Regions from separate parts of the Homo sapiens genome. Here region 1 is linked to region 2. The links are chromatin contacts, found by Hi-C or POLR2A ChIA-PET in ENCODE. All regions are on one chromosome and are shown on one strand. Each heading gives the region's core, a stretch centred on a gene start or an enhancer-like site at or near the end of the contact. The rest is flanking DNA. Distances are from core to core; before and after follow the strand shown.

Region 1 (3,494 bases), core at 910-3,409, 1.2 Mb after region 2:
GATTACCTGAGGTCAGGAGTTCAAGACCAGCCTGGCCAACATGGTAAAACCCTGTCTCTACTAAAAATTCAAAAATTAGCCAGGCATGGTGGTGGATGCATGTAATCCCAGCTACTCGGGAGGCTGAGGCAGGAGAATCACTTGAACCTGGGAGGTGGAAGTTGTAGTGAGCCAAGATCGTGCCACTGCACTCCAGCCTGGGCAAAAGAGCGAGACTCTGTCTCAAAAAAAAAAAAAAAAAAAAAAAAAGGAATATTCTCTTAATTTCTAGGACAGCTAAAATTTAGTTAAAATTTGAGAACCGCTGGGTCACGAGGTCAGGAGATCGAGACCATCCTGGCTAACATGGTGAAACCCCGTCTCTACTAAAAATACAAAAAAAGAAAAAAATTAGTCGGGTGTGATGGCGGGCGCCTGTAGTCCCAGCTACTCGGGAGGCTGAGGCAGGAGAATGGCGTGAACCCTAAAGAAATGTAAACAAGGAGATAATGGAAAGCTAGACTGCTGGTATCTTTCTTTAGCTGTGGGCACAGAAGCCCAAGAGGGACACCTAGGCACCTGAAATGAGAATTCCTGGGGTGATGCCAGCCTCCCTGTGTGGGCCTCAGGTATGGCAGCCACAGGGCATCCACCCTGACCCAATGACGCTGCACAAGACTGATGAGCTCACATCAGACAGATTGACCCTGTCCACCTGTTCCTGGTTCATAAATCCTTCTCTCTCTCCCTACCCCCACTCCCAGATACTGGTTAAGATCTGCCTTTCCCCTAGCCCCTTACCCTGCCACTGTTCTCCTGAACTGTGCCCCAGTTCCACCTTCCCCAGTGGTTCTCACAGCTGGCTAGCTCTGACTCCTAAGGTCCTACGGGCCTTCTGGACAAGAAAACTCTGTCTACATACTGGGGTAGGGGAACCACAGACGGGGTGAAGAGGGAGCAGCAAATAATCTGTGCTGACTTTTTCCCAAAATGAAAACATTTTCAGCAGCTGTTTTCCAAATACTTAAGATGTTCAATCTTGGTTGTAGATAAATGTACCACTTTTCTCTGCCCTAGGCACGTTATTGAAAGCGTTATTAAAGGGTGTAACTTACAAGTCAACGGTGTCAAATGCTACCAGCTCTTACTTAAAGCATACTGCAGGCTCAGCCCACCTACACCCTGGAGGAACCAAAGTTGGTCCGCGGAACGTGCAGAGGAGCAGCTTGCAACTACCCACTCTCCTTTCCGCAGGTGTGATGCAAACCTCCCCAGGCAGCGCTTTGGAGCCCCTCAGCCAGTCGCCTCAGCTCGGACGCAGCGAGTGAAGCTGTCCTTCCTCTCCCACCAACTGTGCACGCCCCGCACCTCACCTATTCGCCTCGCCAGCCCTGCCCCGATCAACGATGGCATCCCCCGGCAGCCTGCCTATTCCCCCCCTCAACCTGGACCCCCAAACGCCGAAGGAAAACGGTCCCACAAATACAAAGAAAAACCCAAGCCAAAGGGCAGGCGACGGGGAGTGGTGAGAAAGGAACAAGATGCACGAAGAGGGAGAGCACCCAGAGGGGAAATAACCCAATGTTCCCACTGCAAGGGCCTCTCCTGACCCCATTTTTCTCCTTCCGGAGCGCTCCGCAGAGCACCAACTGGGAAAGCGAGGGCGCCCCAAACCAGAGCCGGAGGCACCCTCTAACCCGCGCAACTTGGAATCCCCTCCCGGAAAGCCAACTTAGGAAATGTTTACACGCACCTCGTCTCAACACCTCGTTACAGATGGGGAAGTGGATCCAAGCGCAAAGGGCGGCCGGAGCGGAACGCACAAGCGACCGAGCTGCCTGGAAGGACGCGCGCCCCGCCCGGCCCGCCCCCGACGGGAAGGCCGGTCCACTGCCTGCGTTCCGCCGGCCGCGAGCCTGCTGGGGGGCACTTCGGGGCTCAGGCTCCCCGCCCTGCGGGACCGCGGGTGGCTGCGACCCCAGCCCGGTTCCCCGCCAGCCTGTCCCCTAGCAATGCCTCCCCGTACCCGGGTCCCGCAGACTTACGCGCAAGCCGCGCGTAGGGCCCAGAAGCAGCAGAACCAGCAACAGAGGGAGGATGCGAACCAGGAACCCCGGCATGACCACCAGCCTCCCGGCTCTGCAGTCGGCGCCCAGGCCGGCCGCTTCGCGTCACTTGACTAAGGACCCACGGCCTGGCACCGCCCCTCGTCGGCCCAGCAGCCAGCCCTCGCGCCTGCTCAGCCCCGCGCCCCGCCCCGCTGTGGCCGAGCCGGGCGGGTGGGGGCGGCTAGGAGGCTGCGCGCCGCCGCGTGACTCCAGGATAGTACTATCTGGGTTTTGCAGGCGTCTTCCCTGGGAAGGGACCCTTTGGAACTGCAGTCCGGAGGGCCTGCTTTCAGCAGCTTGATAACGCGCCTCGGGGATTGGACATGAATCATGGTCTCCCTGTTCCCTGGCTGCCTTGAGAGAGCAGAAGAGGGAAATTGTTAATCATTAAACCTAAACGCCCTAGATGGAATCCGCGTCTCATATACGGGCTCTTTGAATAACTCTAAGCCGGGGGTTAGCAAAATGTGGTCGGTCCCTGGAGCCACTGTATCAACTCACCTGGAACTTGTTAGAATGAAAATCCTGCTCACGCCTGTAATCCCAGCACTTTGGGAGGCCGAGGCGGGCGGATCGCCTGAGGTCAGGAGTTCCAGACCAGCCTGACCAGTATGATGAAACCCCGTCTCTACTAAAAATACAAAAATTAGCCGGGCGTGGTGGCAGGCGCCTGTAATCCCAGCTACTGAGGAGGCTGAGACAGGAGAATCGCTTGAACCCGGGAGGTGGAGGTTGCAGTAAACCGAGATCGAGCCATTGCGCTCCAGCCTGGGCAATAAGAGCGAAATTCCGTATCAAAAAAAAATTTTCTTTTTTAAAATAACCTTAGTTTATGCCTTGGTGTTCCAAAAAGCCTTTTTACATTGTATAACAAAGTAGCCAAAATTCTATTTGTTCACTCCTTTCTCCTTTCCTACCGGACATGTCCTTGAGAGATTGAGAAAGTATCAGAAAGGACATTTCATTGAGAGATTGAGAAAGTATCAGTTACTGGCTTTTCTTAGGTTTTTGTTTTTTGGTTTGGGGGGTTGTTTTTTTGTTTTGTTTTTGTGTTTTTTGAGACAGGGTCTCACTCTGTCACCCAGGCTGGAGTGGGGCGCAATCACGGCTTACTGCAGCTTTGGCCTCCTGGGCTCAAGCAATTCTCCCGTCTCAGCCTACCAAGTGGCTGGGACTACAGGCGTGCGCCACCACACCCGGCTAATTTTTGTATTTTTTGTAGAGACAGGGTCTCACCACGTTTCCCAGGCAGGTCTTGAAGTTCTGGGATCAAGCAATCTACCTGCCTGGAACTCCCAAAATGCTGGAATTACAGACATGAGCCACCGTGCCTGGCTTCTTTTCATGCCTGTAGTACCAATTCCGTGTCCTTGCACTGTGAAGTCCTTTCCAAGCTCTGCAATTCTA
Region 2 (3,656 bases), core at 636-3,135:
CTCACTTATATGTGTAAGCTAAACATTGGGTACTAATGGACATAATGGTGGCAACAATAAAAACTTGGGGCGACTAAAGTAGGGAAGGAGAGGGAGCAAGGGTTGAAAAACTATCGCATACCATGCTCAGTGCCTAGGTGACAGGATCATTCATACCTCAAACGTGAGCATCACTCAGTACACCCAGGTAACAAACCTGCCCGTGTACCTCCAAATCTAAAATAAAAGTTGAAAAAAAATTATCTGTAACCAACCACGCAACACCCTTTAAGAGAAATCCAGGCCGGGAGTGGTAGCTCACGCCTGTAATCCCAGCACTTTGGGAGGACGAGGTGGGCAGATCACCTGAGGTCAGGAGTTCAAGACCAGCCTGACCAATACGGCGAAACCCCGTCTCTACTAAAAAATATAAAAAATTAGCCAGGTGTGGTGGTGGGAGCCTGTAATCCCAGCTACTCGGGAGGCTGAGGCAAGAGAATCGCTTGAACCCGGGAGGTGGAGGTTGCAGTGAGCCAAGATCGCACCATTGCACTCCAGCCTGGGTGACAAGAGTGAAACTCCGTCTCAAAAAAAAAAAAAAAAAAAGAATCCAGCACTGTCTCCAGGAGGGAAATAATTAATGTACAATAAGTATGCATGTATTTATTTTGATACTGATCAAATTCTATCCAAAAGGCTATAGCACACAAACATGGATGCACTGATACTGGCTTCTACATTCTAGAACCCAAAATAAGTTAACATGCAGAAATCAATGTGCATATTTTGTACAGCTTCCTACTCACCTATTTCCCCAATTCTAAAGTCACGTAAAATGTTCCTTCTTGGTTTGTCTTCCTAATTGGGTGATTTGGCAAGTGTAGAGTGAGTGGCCACCCCACTGCCTCTAAAAACAGAGGAGTCAAGTGTAACAACAGGTTGGTTATAAGCATTATGATGCCTTTGTTCTCATGAGCAGTCAGAAGTAAAATATCTGACACCTTTTTTCATGCACCAAACCTCACTCTAAATTGACTCTTAGTCTTTTATCACCCACCCCCACAAATGATCATTTTCCACAGTCCATGGCTCACCAATGAGTAAGCTAATCAATACAGTAAAAATGTAAATGTTTGTTCCACTCAGTACTCTTAAATATTGGAGTGGACACTTTCAAAATCACCTTTCCCTGATAACATAAAAGCTCTCTAAATCCCTGATTAATTACTTCTCAGGCACCTGTTAATCTCCCTCGCTGTTTCCAATTAACAAAATCAAAACCAACAGGTTTTAACATTCTTGCCAAAAAGACCAATTGTGTTGATTCATCCACCTGGCCCTCTCCTGAAAATGGTTGCTTATCTCTGCTTTCCATCTTTAACTGTTTAATAAATGTTTTTATTGTAAGCCGGGACTCCTATTAAGATATGCAGACTAAATATATCTCTTTTGTTCTAATATTTAGATTTCAAAAAATCGATTTCAAGCCTCTCCAAAAGCATTTCTTCTAAATAATGTGAGGCTGTGCCTCCTTGCATTACTTTACTTCCCTTGTGCACATCAATAATGAGATTCCAGGAGGAGGTCAATAGGACACTGGAGAATAAGACAAGACAAAGTCGGTGTCACAGCCGGGGTTCAGCATCCCACCGGTGCCCACACTAGGCCCCACACAAGAAATTACACGACAGTTACAGCGTTCATGTGAGGTGGGGCCAAGGGCCTTGGCAAAGGAATTTCAGTGTCCAACTCCACTAGGAGTCCCAACCAAATGAGAAAGTAATTCAATCTTTACAGTCTTTATAGTGAAAAGCTATTAACGAGGTGTCTTTTGCTATGTTGTGAAAAATGAAAAGAATAAATCCTTACTGCTTGACTAGAGAAAAAAAGTACATTCAAGAGCCTCTGTTAATTTACATGATGGGTAGTTTAGCACACCTGGCTGCAGACAAGTGCAACCTATGCAAATAGGTAACCCCCAGCTGAAAGACTACAGACACCCAAACCTCCTACTCACAAGTATGCTTTGTTTTTATCAAGCAACCAGCTTTTGAGAGTCTCTCTGAACCTATTCTGGTTCTGGAGGCTGCCTGATTTAAAACACAAAAAGAGAAAAGAAACTAGCTGTTGAGATAGGAAGGAGCACCTTGGAAGGTACAAACTGATCTAGTATGCTGACAATCAATCAATCAATACCTCAAAACATGTAACCTTGACTGGACTAACGCACTCTTTTTTCCTCTTGGCTTCCAGTAGGATTACTGCACTAATTCCCAAGAGCTGCTGAAGTATGAGGCTGACTTTGCTCCTCGGTTTTGTTATCAGCCTTAGTTAAGGTGTTTGAGAGAAACAGATACTTAAAATGTGTGATTACAGTTTAAAACATCAAGGGACTCTGATTAAATCTTTAAGTGGTGCTAACAGCCTTAATAACTTTAATTTGTTAAATTTAGAAACTAAGTGAGGTTAATCAATGAATAAGTGAAACCATTTTTGACATGAAAATTACTACTTTATAAATAAAAATTTATCTACAAGTTGAGCTTAAAGTTCAAGAAATACTAGGTTTTAAAATTTACTATTTTAATAAACTAATAATTGAAAAAGAACAACTTACTATAAATATCATTCCAAACAAAAGCCCTCCTCAGTTATTAAAAACACAATGACAATTCACTTAACCTTTATGCCAGTATTTTAAACTTTCTCTTTTGCTTTAAAAAATAGTAATAATGACAAAGTTAAAAGACAGCAAGACAAGTCCCTGAAAGTGAAACAAAAACATCTAGAAGACACACACTGGAGTTGTTTTTTCTTTTCTTTTTTTTTTTTTTAAAGAGACAGGGTCTCATTCTGTTGCCCAGGCCAGAGTACAGTGGTATGATCATAGCTCACTGTAGCCTCGAACTCCTGGGCTCAAACGATCCTCCTGCCTCAGCCTCCTGAGGAGTGAGCTACCATGCCTGGCTCCAGAGCAGTTTTGTGTCTAAAGAGTTTGGAATGGAAAATCACCTCAGAAAGGAAAAGGGTTAATGAGATAGTAAGGCGGTCATCACTGGGACCACTGCTGACCAAACAGGAAACAAATGAAAGTAAGCAAGTCACTGGCCCCACTACCTCCAGCCCAAGCCTATAAGGATAGGAAAGCAAAGTCAGTGTATGGGGTAGACCAGGTGAGACCATGGCAACAGGGGCCCACATACCCCATTTCCTGTGCCATGTGGAATGCAGGCCCACTACTGCTAGACCATCTATTAATAAATCTTCCAAAAAATTTCAGACAGTGGTAATTTGTACATATTCAGATGTTTAAGGGAAAGCATTTGATTTTTAAATCATGGCAACTAGTGATGGAAAACATTTGCACAAGCAAAACAAAACACATATGCAGGCCACAAATAGCCCATCCAAAGCCCATTTGTGGTTTCGATCTACAAGATAAAGTCAAACTTCACAGCATGAGGCACTCACAGCCTGGATCTCACCTGCCTACCAACTGCCCCCAGTCACACCCTATGTCAAACATCCTGCAACTCCTGAAGATGATTCCAAATGCTGGGCTTTTGCTCATACTGTACCTTCTACCCAGAATGCCCTGCCCAGACCACCTGGAAAGATCGCCTCTTTCATGGACTGTGTCCTCCTGCCCTCAGGTAGACTCAACCACTCCTTTCTTT

What was found. A loop is a pair of places that touch in the nucleus more often than their neighbours do. ChIA-PET counts read pairs that join two places held with the same protein, here RNA polymerase II (POLR2A). Pooled maps may share reads with other maps.
Region 1: a loop to region 2 is called in a pooled map, with 2.8 times the contacts of the local background. The contact joins the promoter of GLB1 here to the enhancer-like site in region 2. A Hi-C loop is called at or near these places in 1 of 50 pooled maps. POLR2A ChIA-PET finds 5 or more read pairs at or near these places in 3 of 52 experiments (GM10248, activated B cell and activated T-cell).

Annotation. Positions count from the first base shown.
Region 1 is chr3:33,094,987-33,098,480 of GRCh38, forward strand. GLB1 (galactosidase beta 1) reads right to left here and starts at 2,160. Exons shown (of 16, transcript NM_000404.4): 1 at 2,025-2,160. The coding sequence starts at 2,099. It overlaps TMPPE (transmembrane protein with metallophosphoesterase domain), which reads right to left and starts at 2,160. Exons shown (of 2, transcript NM_001039770.3): 1 at 1,733-2,160. RefSeq lists a silencer at 1,748-2,357.
Region 2 is chr3:31,915,531-31,919,186 of GRCh38, forward strand. The region is part of intron 1 of OSBPL10 (oxysterol binding protein like 10); the gene reads right to left. Among named protein-coding and RNA genes, the nearest start is that of OSBPL10, 64 kb to the right of the region's middle. Within about 2 kb of position 1,886, at least 2 of the 41 ENCODE cell types and tissues checked have a DNase peak (open chromatin) inside an H3K27ac peak, as active enhancers do.